Linked DNA regions of Homo sapiens: region 1 is linked to region 2. A link is a contact called in ENCODE Hi-C or POLR2A ChIA-PET data. All regions are on one chromosome and are shown on one strand. Each heading gives the region's core, a stretch centred on a gene start or an enhancer-like site at or near the end of the contact. The rest is flanking DNA. Distances are from core to core; before and after follow the strand shown. Region 1 overlaps USP10 (ubiquitin specific peptidase 10). Region 2 overlaps COTL1 (coactosin like F-actin binding protein 1).

Region 1 (5,456 bases), core at 2,114-4,613, 150 kb after region 2:
AGTCCCAGCTACTCAGGAGGCTGAGACAGGAGAATGGCGTGAACCTGGGAGGCGGAGCTTGCAGTGAGCCGAGATGGCGCCAGTGCACTCCAGCCTGGGCGACAGAGCCAGACTCCATCTCAAAAAAAAAAAAAAAAAAAAAAAAGATAGATTGTGTAAGCCTTTATATAGATTACTAAGTTAAAAGTTTATTTTTAACCTATAATGAGAAATGCATGGTGGGGTCCTGTTAAAAATGTGCATTCTAAGTTCGAAGTCATGAGAATTTTATTTTCTTTTCTTTATTTTTGAGAGGGGGTCTCACTCTGTCGCCCAGGCCGGAATGCAGTGGCGCAATCTCGGCTCACTGCAACCTTCTCCTCCTGGGTTCAGGCAATTCTCCTGCCTCAGCCTCCCTAGTAGCTGGGACTACAGGTGCCTGGCACCACGCCAGGCTAATTTTTGTATTTTTAGTAGAGACCGAGTTTCACCATGTTGGCCAGGCTGGTCTTGAGCTCCTGACCTCAAGTGATCCTCCTGCCTCAGCCTCTCAAAGTGCTGAGATTACAGGCGTGAGCCACCGCGCCCAGCTGAGAATATTATAGTTTCGTTTCTAAAATTGCTCCACAAAGGAAAACCTCCCATCTTAGGGAGATTTTCTCTATCTTTATTTAAAATAACCAAGAAAAGCTTCATTTAAAATGTTTTAGAACATTCTACTTAGTCATATGACTTTAAATATAGTTTGATAAATAGTTTGTTATGTTCTGTATATGTTAAAGTCTAATTGAAGTAGCTTTGTCAAACACTGAAAGTAAGGGCCTCTTAATGACTGGTAGTAGAGGAAAGCCTTGCCACACACAGTCCACGTAATTATTTTTGTGTGGACATATTGTAAACCCCTACCAAACAGATTATTTTTTTAATCCTATTTGGTTAGGTCAGTTATGAAGATGTTTTAATTTTCTGAGCAAAAGTGTAGTTTCTTTAAAAATATATAATTCTTTTCAGCCTGTTTGTTGAGGCTTCGATAGACAGAACGTAGTTGTTGACAGTTTCAGGAGTCTCGTGAGATAGTAGAGCAATAGAGTCACATTGAATAACCCTTGGGATCATATAGGGCTTAGGGAGAATGGCATTGTTTGAAATTTTTTTTGTTGTTTTATTCTCCTACTTAGGGATTTACTTTATAAAAGTGGTAAAACATACTCAGTTTGTTACAAGTCAGATCCACTACCACAAATTCCCTTTAGTGGGCACACTTTTAAGTGTAGGCCCACTTATTTTAAGCAGCGTTTAACTGAGTGAAAGTCTAGTTTCATTAAAAGATCTGTTGATGTGGGTTATAATAGAGTTTGACTTGCATTAGTATCTAACTGTTTCTACTGAGACAGTGGTATTTGTGTTATTAACTTTTGGGAAAGAGGGAGTAGGGAATGATTTAGACATTAAATGTATTCCTTTCTGCCAGGCATGATAGTGTGGAGATTGAGGCTTGAGGCTCGATAACTTGAGCCCGGGAGTTCGAGGCCAGCCTGGGCAACATACTGAGACCCCATCTTTAAAAAAAAAAAAAATTATACACACACAAAATGCTTGGAATAATTTGTGTATTTTTTATCTCAAGTTTGTTTCAAATACTCACATTTCTGGACTATTTCCCCTATTGTTAAGTCTGCTTAATAAATGCCAGCTAGTTTTTATGCCATCAGAAGTGAAATTAAGAAGGCAGATGGACTAAAAGAATCACGTATAAGGGATTTTGAAGTGAAATACATTAAACTCTTGATTACTCTTAAACTATCCACTTTAACGGGTTCTACTTGGACCTTCTTGGTGGCAAGGCCATCTCCTCGGTGTAGGTTATGTGTCAACATTTTGTTCCATTGGCTGTTTTTCAAGTGTGAACTGTTATTTGAAAGGAGAAGGACACGCCAGGGGAGAGCGTGTGAACTGAATACTCAGTGATTTCCTTTAGCCCCAAGGGAAGGATGTATCTAAACACAAAAGCCCTGTCTTGCCGAGGGTTGGAGAGGGATCTGTGTTTCAGTGACTGGTCTGAGAGGAGATGGTTGCCATTTATCAGTAGGAGTCAACAAAAGGAAACTTAATACAGCCCGGCACAGTGGCTCACGCCTGTAATCCCAGCACTTTCGGAGGTTGAGGTGGGTGGATCCCTTGAGGCCAGGAGTTCAAGACCAGCCTGGCCAACATAGGGAAATCCCATCTTTACTAAAAATAAAAAAATTAGATGGACGTGGTGGCTCATGGCTGTAATCCTAGCTACTGAGGAGGCTGTGTCAGGAGAATAGCTTGAACCGGGGAGGTGGAGGTTCAGTGAGCCCAGATCGTGCCACTGCACTCCAGCCTGGGCCACAGAGTGAGACTGTCTCAAAAAAAAAAAAAAAAACCCAAAACTTAATAGCTTGTGTTTGAAAGTAGTTGCAAAACGCGACACCCTTGTTAAGAGTGAGTATGGCAGACACGTGGGGAGTGCCTTTGCTGCTGCTTCCCTCATTAGCACAGATACTTTGGAGTTGACGAACATGTGACGTTTGAAATTGAACGTATGCTTTCATTGAACATTGTACTTTTCCTGGGTCTTTACTAAGGAACATTCCTCATATACTAGACGAAATTGTATCAGATGCTTTCACATCACAAATAGAGCCATTTTGTATTTGATGTTTTGCTTTCAAAATTATGCAACAGTATATTTTGTTTTAACAGAATATAAATAATGCTGGGTAAGAAGAGTGGCCAACTGCCCGATAAGTTAAAATTCCAGTGAGAGAGAACTAGGAAAACTGAGCTCTTGAACAGCTCTGAAAACATTGCGTTGAGGTATCTAGCAATGTCATTTATTATGAATTGTTAGTCAAAACCTGTTTATATGATTTTTCACAGTGGTTTTATACCTAAAAGGCATTGGATCAAGAAACAAAGTTATTACAATTTGGGTCTTCTCTAATGAATTACCCTGTCCGTGTTTATTTAAGTGTAAATGAACATACAGTTATGTGCTGCTTTAATGATGTTTCAGTCAACAACAGACCGCATGTACGACAGTGGTCCCATAAGATTATAATGGAGCTAAACAATTTCTAGTGACCAGTGAGTTGTGTTACAGTTGCCTACGGTATTCAGTACACAACATGCTGTACGGGTTTGTAGCTTAGGAGCAATAGGCTCTAGCATATGGCCCAGGTGTGTAGTTGGCTATACCATCTAGGCATGTGATCCCACAATGACAAAATTGCCTAATGCCACATTTCTCAGAACATATCCCCATCATTAAGCATGGCTGTGTATCCTAAAACTGATCTTTATTTTGGCAGTTTATAAATCATGCATATATTTCCCCCCGCTCCTTGGGGGAAATGGTTTCTCAGATATTTTGCACTTCCTCTTCAAACTCTGAAGTACACAGGCAGTGGTCATGCGGCGTGATCTAAGTTAAAAAGGCGTGGCACCTGTTTACCGGGATCCACCCTTGTGGACTGAGAGTTTAGTCCACATCTGATTCGATGTTTGTAGCCTCACATTTATTATACATCTTTCCACTTCAGAAACATAAGTTGATCTGTAGTCAATGGGTAGTGGTACATTTTGGTCACTTTGCTGTCCTCCACCTGGTTAGATAACCAAGATAGTGTGTGTTCTTCCAAATTGATGGTAATGAGGAAAAGAAAAGCACTTGGAGAATGTTCTGGACAGTTAGAATGATGACAGAAAAGCAGGTCAACAACACCAGAATGTCGATTACGGGCCAGTTATTGAGCCCTAAGAATCAGAGTTCTGTACCTTGCATTTTCAGGGATTTTCAATGTTAATATGACCCCTAAGTCCTAATTTTAGGAAAACAGAATTTGATGTGTAAAATATGTGTAAGAATAATCATAGCTTATGATGACATAAAAGTTTACGATGCTGGTATTGCCTTTGAGTTGATAAACAATTTCAGTGGGCTGATTTGTGGCAGCCCTTGTGAGCTACCATCTAGCATGTATGTCTTAAAATTTGAAAAAAGGCTATTAAGCAACTCCATTTTTCTGTATGTCAGCAGATTTCATAAGAGTGAAATTTCAGTTCAGCCTTTTCATGTGAGTTATTACAAAAGTGAACTACAGGTTTCAATTTTGTGTCTTTTATGAGTCATTCTGGCATTTTGTGCCTTTTCTCACACATTGTTCTAGGCAGCCCCACCAACTCCTGTGACAAAGATGGACTGGGGGAGGCCATCTTCCTAAAGTTGCTGTCTGAACAGTTAAGTAGTAAATTATACCAACCATGATGAATTGAAAAGAAGGCTTCTGGGGAAAGTTTGTTATTAGAGCCAACTTCTATTATATGCCCTTAAAGAAGGTAAAATAGATACACCAATGGCAATGACTTTGGAATGCAGGTCAAGTTTCAACCTAGAAGTTGCCTGCCCTCTATCCTTGGTGGCCCGCCTTCCTCATTTTTATTCTTTTAGCCTCCATAATTGGAATGCGTATTGGACTTTAGGCTAGGAATAACATTGTAAATGAAAATGTTGATGTTGAAAGAGGAATTTAAATAGAGCGAAGAGTGATATTAGAAATTTGGAAGTGGTATTAGTTCTGGCTTGTCCGTAAGACCTGACTTTTGCATGATAACAATAGGATTCATTCACTTGAACATAATTCGGTCTGGTCTTAGGAGGAATTAGAACTGCTTTTGCACCCCTGTTTTTTTCACTGCGAGGAAGAAGAGGAGCTCACGAACTTCATAAAGCGTTAGTGTCTCCTCCAGTTGATGGTTATCGAAATGAGTCAGGATGGAAGGCTTAGTGTACGTGTGAGATGTTACAAAAGTGGACCTTAAATGTTTCTTGAGTGTTTGGATCTTAAGAGAAAATCTTTGACAATAAGTATTTAATCTTCATTTCTTACAATCATTCCTCTTAAAATGGAGCTTTATTTTTTAAAAACGTATTTTTTTTTTCTTAAGAAACAGGGTCTTGCTCATTCATTCAGGCTGGAGTGCTGTGGCATGATCATAGCTCACTGCAGCCTTGATCTCTCAGGCGCAGGTGGTCTTCCTGCCCCAGCTTCCTGAGTAGTTGGGACTATAGGCAGGCACCACCATGTACAGCTAATTTTTTTATTTTTTATTTTTTATTTTTCATAGCAACAGAGTCTCACTGTGTGGCCCAGGCTGATCTTGGAACTCCTGGACTCAAGTGATCTTCCTGCCATAGCCTCCCAAAGTGTTGCCTGAAATAGAACTTTATTAATATATCTTTAATATGTCAAGATGTTTAAAACTTGTCAAGATTTTAAGGAAGTTGGGCTAACATTTCCTCTTGGGATGCTGAAAGTTGTTGGTTTTCTCAGACTCTCACATAAATTCATTTGCTTTTCCCTTCTCCTTCCACCTCTATTAGCTCTTTATTTTCTAGGGGGGATTCTGATGTCTGTATTGAGCTGGCCGTCATGCCGGGAGTGGTCTGC
Region 2 (5,571 bases), core at 131-2,630:
ACTTCACTCTCAAAAGAGCCGGACCCTTCCTTCCACTGGTCTATGAAGCCTCATCAGAAGCCAATGATGGAGCTTTGGCTCCTGCAAAGGACCCGTGGGGACCTAGAAGCCCCAGGCAGGGCCCTGAAGGTAGGTAAAGGGAGCCTCAGTCCAATGCCCAGGTCATCTCTTCAAGGTTCTCTGCCTTCATTTACTAAGTAAGTTCATCTGTGTCAACAAATCAGCATCCTAACGTTCTCAGGATACCGCCTGGCGCAGAGCTGTGAACTCAGCAGCCGGCCCTGGTGGCTGTTACATGCTCTTTTCTCTGGCCTTTCCCTCTCCTGGCTCTCCTCTGACCTTTCCCCTGGGTCCTGGAGGTGCCTTTACGCCTCTCCCACCTCCTCCCCATCTGTGCCTCCTCCTCCCCTTCTCCCCCCCAACCCCCCCCACCAACCCCGACCTCTCTGGAAGAGAGAGGGATGGGGCAGGGAAAGGCCAGAGGGGGTAAAGGAGAGACAGTGGGGGTGGGAAGGACCACACAAGGAGACCAAGCAGGAGACCAAGCGGGAGAACCAAGTGGGGGCGGCGGGGACCAAGCGGCAGGGGTGGGGGGGAGCAAGCAGGGGGGGTCCAAGCGGGGTCGGGGGTGATCAGGCTGGAGCTGCTGGGCAGTCAAAGGGATGGGGATGTGGGAGAAAACCCAGTGACAACAGAAACAGAGGATGACCACAAAGGGGCTAGGGAGGGGGGTAAAGGCAAGAATTACCTGTAATCACCAAAGCCACCAGGATGAGCCGCTCTAATAACTCCCCAAAAGTTACAAACGGCATATGGTCCCCACTAAGCTCTGAAGGCTTGCCCCTCCCCCCCTTCCCCCTCCCACCCAAACTTGAAATCTCAGGCTCAGGTCAGCACTGAGGAAGAGATTCTGACCAGGCACCCAGTGTTCTCACCAGGGCGGCCCCCACCCAGGATCCACATTGACTGGGGGCCTCTGCCTTTTCCCCAAAGAGATTCTAGTCTCCTCTGCGTATCGCCAAAGCCAGTCCTGGCTGGAGGACCAAACCCCCGAGGAAGGAGGATCTGCTATGGGTCGAGCACTGTGTAACTTTCTTAACACTTTTGCAAATGTTTTGAACAACCTTTTTTCATTACAAAAACACATACTAGGTGTAGAATAATGAGAAACACAAAAAAGCAAAATGAAGAAATTAAGGATCCCCCACCACCCTAGAAACTTTTTAGCGTAAGTCCTTTGGATCTTTTCAGCTACTTTCACATCTGTCTGGGTCTTGTTATGGCCCCAGCACTGATCACCATGCCAGGCATGTCATAGGCACCTTATACGTTATCTGTGGGCCAATGGAAAGAAAAAAGAATCATTTCAGAATTTCCACCCAACACTGAACTTTAGAGCAAGGCCAAAGAAAGGGGGAAGGGGAGGACAGGAGGAAGTTGCCCCAGAGAGCGGCAAGATTGCAGCTCACTCTAAAGCTGCCCTAACTTTACAGAGACTCCGGAGAGGTTATGCAAACACGGCTCAGGAAGGGAAAAAACAACCCACACACCAAAAAGCTGAGCTGTCAGCTTCCACCGAGGGAGCTCCCTGGAGCGAGGATGAAAGGAAATGGGAAAGAATTCTTACATCCTGCTGCCCAGAGCAAGGGGACAGCTGGGCAGTCGCCATGGCAGCGGCTGGCTTCTAGCAGGCTGCTAAGGGGAGAGAGGGCAAGGCTGGGGAAGGAGAAATGTCTTCTTGCCACCAAAGAGGAAGGAGGGCTCAGTGGCCGCCCACGTCTGTAAGAGGGAGGGGGCCTGAGGCTGGGGCTGGAAGGGGCCAGGTTCGTTGCTGAAGTTGAAGGGAGAGCTCTCATTACTAAGAGGCCTGATATCACTATACCACTTGCTGTCTTTTTTCAGAGTGACTTTCGTAACTCCCTGCAGTTGACAAAAACAAAACCAAACCAAAAACACCCTCCTGTCCTGCTCAAAAAACTTTGCAAAAGTATTAAAAAGTGTAAAAACTGAAACCCATTACTCTGTTTATTTCTAAACTCCTTTTGGTTTATTCCTTATAGGGCATGAATAAAGGCTCTTTTTTTTTTTTTTTTTTGAGACGAAATCTCGCTCTGTTGTCCAGCCTGCAGTGCCGTGGCACGATCTCAGCTTACTGCAACCTCCGCCTCCTGGGTTCAAGCGATTCTCCTGCCTCAGCCTCCTGAATAGCAGGGATTACAGGCACCTGCCACCATGCTCGGCTAATTTTTGTAGTTTTAGTACAGACGGGCTTTCACCGTGTTGGCCAGGCTGATCTCGAACCCCTGACCTCAGGTGAACTGCCCGCCTCAGTCTCCCAAAGAGCCAGGATTACAGGCGCGAGCCACTGCGCCCGGCCAAGGCTCTGTTTCTTTATGTGATCCGCATTGTGTGGGTATCTGCGTGTAGGCACATTGTTTCTGCATTGGAGCTCACACTGTAAATGCGGTTTGATATCCCACGCAGGAGACTCCTCAAATGATCCCCGATTCATTGCATTTTCACTAGGTGTGAATGACCCAGCTTTCCTAGCTTGACAGAGAACATAAGAAAATGAAGTACAGGATGGCCAGAGGAAAAGAAAGATGATTACTTCGGCAGAACCTCCAGGGTATAAGCTGATCTGGATACCCAAATTAAACCGAGAGCTAAAGGTTTTCCCCCTATGACAAAGCACTAGCACTTTCTTTCATGATAATTCTCTACTTCCTTAAATGGGAGTTAGTGTGTTAGACCTGACTCCACCCTCTGACTTAGAGAAGAGTGGCTGTAAAGCAGTCCCTGGAGGCTCTGAGGACCTTATTACAGTATCTATAGCATCTATAAGGAGACGCTGCGCCACTGAGGGGTTCAGCGTCTGGCTCCCAATCACTGAACAGCCCTGGCACACACTGCTTTATACTCTTGTGTCTGCTTTTCACTGTTGTGCTGCCTCTTCCATCGCTGTGGGTTGGTTATTTGACAAACACTTACTGACAATCTGTGATACAGGGATTTTGCTGAAAATGCAATCCCTACCTTCAAAAAATATACAGTCTACCATAGCAAACAAAAATGTAGTGTGTGAATACCATGAAATTACTGCTATGGCAAAGAGTTGTGACTGGCAGTTACAGGAGCATCAAGGAAAGAAGGAAATCCGCTCTGCCTGGGCAGCTGTGACCAGGACTGGCTTTGCAGAGGAGGTGATGTTTGATTAGGGTCTTTTTCTTTTATCCCCCCGAGACGGAGTCTTGCTCTGTCACCCAGGCTGGAGTGCAGGGGCACAATCTCGGCTCATGCAACCTCCGCCTCCCGGGTTCAAGCAGTTCTCCTGCCTCAGCCTCCCGAGTAGCTGGGATTACTGGCACGCTCCACCACACCCAGCTAATTTTTGTATTTTAATATAGACCAGGTTTCACCATGTTGGCCAGGCTGGTCTCGAACTCTTGACCTCGTGATCCCCCCATCCTGGCCTCCCAAAGTGCTGGGACTACAGGCATAAGCCACCGCACCCATCCTGATCAGGGTCTTGAAGGATGACTCAGAGTTCCTCCAGAGAACAGGGTAAGGACAAAGAGGGTTCTTGTTGACAATTTGAGAGGGAGATTGTGACAGAACTCCAGACAAAGCAACAGCCTCTGCTGGCAAGTTCAAAACGCCTTCCTCCACCAGCCCTTCTCTCTTTTTCCGACTCACCACAAGCCAGAAGGGCATATGATGCAGCTGATGATAACTGTGTGCAAACTAAGAGCTTAAAGGCTCAGAATGAGCTACAGGCCTCCTTCAGCTTGCTCAGCCCTACTCCAGGAGGGAAGGAATCTCGTTCCCTAGCACATCCAAAGCACCCAGACGATGCCCCACATGTACTCAATACATACTTCCCGAATAAATGAAGGGCATCTACATGGCATCTTTGACTTCTCAGAGGCTTTTCAGTTCCAAATTTGCAGCTGCGTTTCAGTTCAATGGGGGTGGGGGGGGTGCCATTTTATAAGAGTAAAACCAAGCAGATGGGCACAGCAGCTCACACCTGTAATCCCAACACTTTGGGAGGCCGAGGCAGGAGGATTGCTTGAGCCCAGGAGGTTGAGGCTGCAGTGAACTATGATCGCACCACTGCACTCCAGCCTGGGCCACAGTGAGACTCTGTCTCAAAAAACTTTTTTTCTTTTAATTAAAAAAAAAAAAGAATAAAACCAATTCTTTGTCAGGATTTTTAAAGTGTGACTTCCACCCCCAGAGAGCAGGAATGAATAGACAGGCAGGAACGAATGGATATGGACAGACATAACAACTGATTTGTTTTGACAAATTTGTGGTTTAATAAAAGCACATGTGGCCAGACGCAGTGGCTCATGCCTGTAATCCCAGCACTTTGGGAGGCCAAGGCGAGCAGATCACTTGAGCTCAGGAATTCGAGACCAGCCTGGCCAACCCGGCAAAACCCTGTCTCTACTAAAAATACAAAAATTAGCCATTCATGGTGGTGCACACCTGTAATCCCAGCTACTCGGGAGGCTGACGTAGGAGAATTGCTTGAGTCCAGGAGGCAGAGGTTGCAGTAAGCTGAGATCATGCCACTGCACTCCAGCCTGGGCGACAGAGACTTCATCTCAAAAAAAAAAAAAAGTGCATGGAAAGGGAAGGCCAAAAAGGCAGTGTTGCTGGAGTCAGCGATGCCAGAGTCAGTGATGCCTGCGTAACAAGGAAGCTGCTTCTCCACCTTTCACATGCACCAAGAACGGTAGCCCAGAGGGACGCAGCTGGCTTGAAACCTCAGCGGCATGAGAGCCTGGAGACCAGGGTTCAGGTCCTGGCTCTGCCCCTTTCCTCCCATGTAACAATGGCCCAGCGACTTCCCCTCTCTGCCCCCCAGTTCCCCGGAGGCCTCTCCATCTCTGCCTGGGAGCCCCTGGTTGGTGGGGGCAGACTCGCAGCCAGTTTTCCTTCCCCGTGGACTTTAACAACACTCCAGCCCGCAAGCCTGCGCACACCAGCCCCCACGGGGACAGCTGACTCACTTTACTCTTCTACGGATTCACTTATTCATTACCCCATGCAACATCCGAGGCAGAACCTCCCCTCTTCCCAAAGGACTGAGGCAACGAAGTGTGACTCAGCCAGGGCTCTGCGCCAGGCTCTGAGTGAACACACTGGAAACCCGGCCGTGGGTACAACACGGCGTCACAGCTCTGCCGTAAACACAGGGGGACCCACTGAGAGCCCAGGGGACCAGCAAGCCTCCCCCTGGAGGTCTCCTCATCGGTGACACAGCACGTTGATCCTCATCAGCCAGCTGAGGGGGTGATGCCCTGGGAATCGGGCCTGGCACACAGGAAGTGTTGGGAAGCGCTAGGTGAGGATGATAAGGACAAGGCGGCCTTGGGACCAACGGTGACAATGGCAACAGACTATGAAGCGAATGGAGGCAGTGGGGGAGCCGGGAGTTCAGAGGGGAGAGGCAGGGCTGTGCTCAGGGAAAAGGGCTGCTCAGGGCCTGTGGGGTTGGCGCATCATGCCTGGGGACCCAGAAGAAGTGGCAGAATAAGACCCTGCCCAGCTGGGAATGAG

Evidence for each region. A loop is a pair of places that touch in the nucleus more often than their neighbours do. ChIA-PET counts read pairs that join two places held with the same protein, here RNA polymerase II (POLR2A). Pooled maps may share reads with other maps.
Region 1: a loop to region 2 is called in a pooled map, with 3 times the contacts of the local background. The contact joins two enhancer-like sites. A Hi-C loop is called at or near these places in 5 of 50 pooled maps. POLR2A ChIA-PET finds 5 or more read pairs at or near these places in 5 of 52 experiments (A549, B cell, BJ and 2 more).

The regions. Positions count from the first base shown.
Region 1 is chr16:84,748,033-84,753,488 of GRCh38, forward strand. All of the region lies in intron 4 of USP10 (ubiquitin specific peptidase 10), which reads left to right. Among named protein-coding and RNA genes, the nearest start is that of USP10, 51 kb to the left of the region's middle. RefSeq lists an enhancer at 4,180-4,259. Within about 2 kb of position 3,364, at least 4 of the 41 ENCODE cell types and tissues checked have a DNase peak (open chromatin) inside an H3K27ac peak, as active enhancers do; they include B cell, where a contact is called at or near this core.
Region 2 is chr16:84,598,236-84,603,806 of GRCh38, forward strand. All of the region lies in intron 2 of COTL1 (coactosin like F-actin binding protein 1), which reads right to left. Among named protein-coding and RNA genes, the nearest start is that of COTL1, 17 kb to the right of the region's middle. RefSeq lists enhancers at 1-301, 1,044-1,865, 1,973-2,122, 5,074-5,193, 5,204-5,571 and 1 more and silencers at 1,539-1,738, 4,888-5,182. Within about 2 kb of position 1,381, at least 31 of the 41 ENCODE cell types and tissues checked have a DNase peak (open chromatin) inside an H3K27ac peak, as active enhancers do; they include B cell, where a contact is called at or near this core.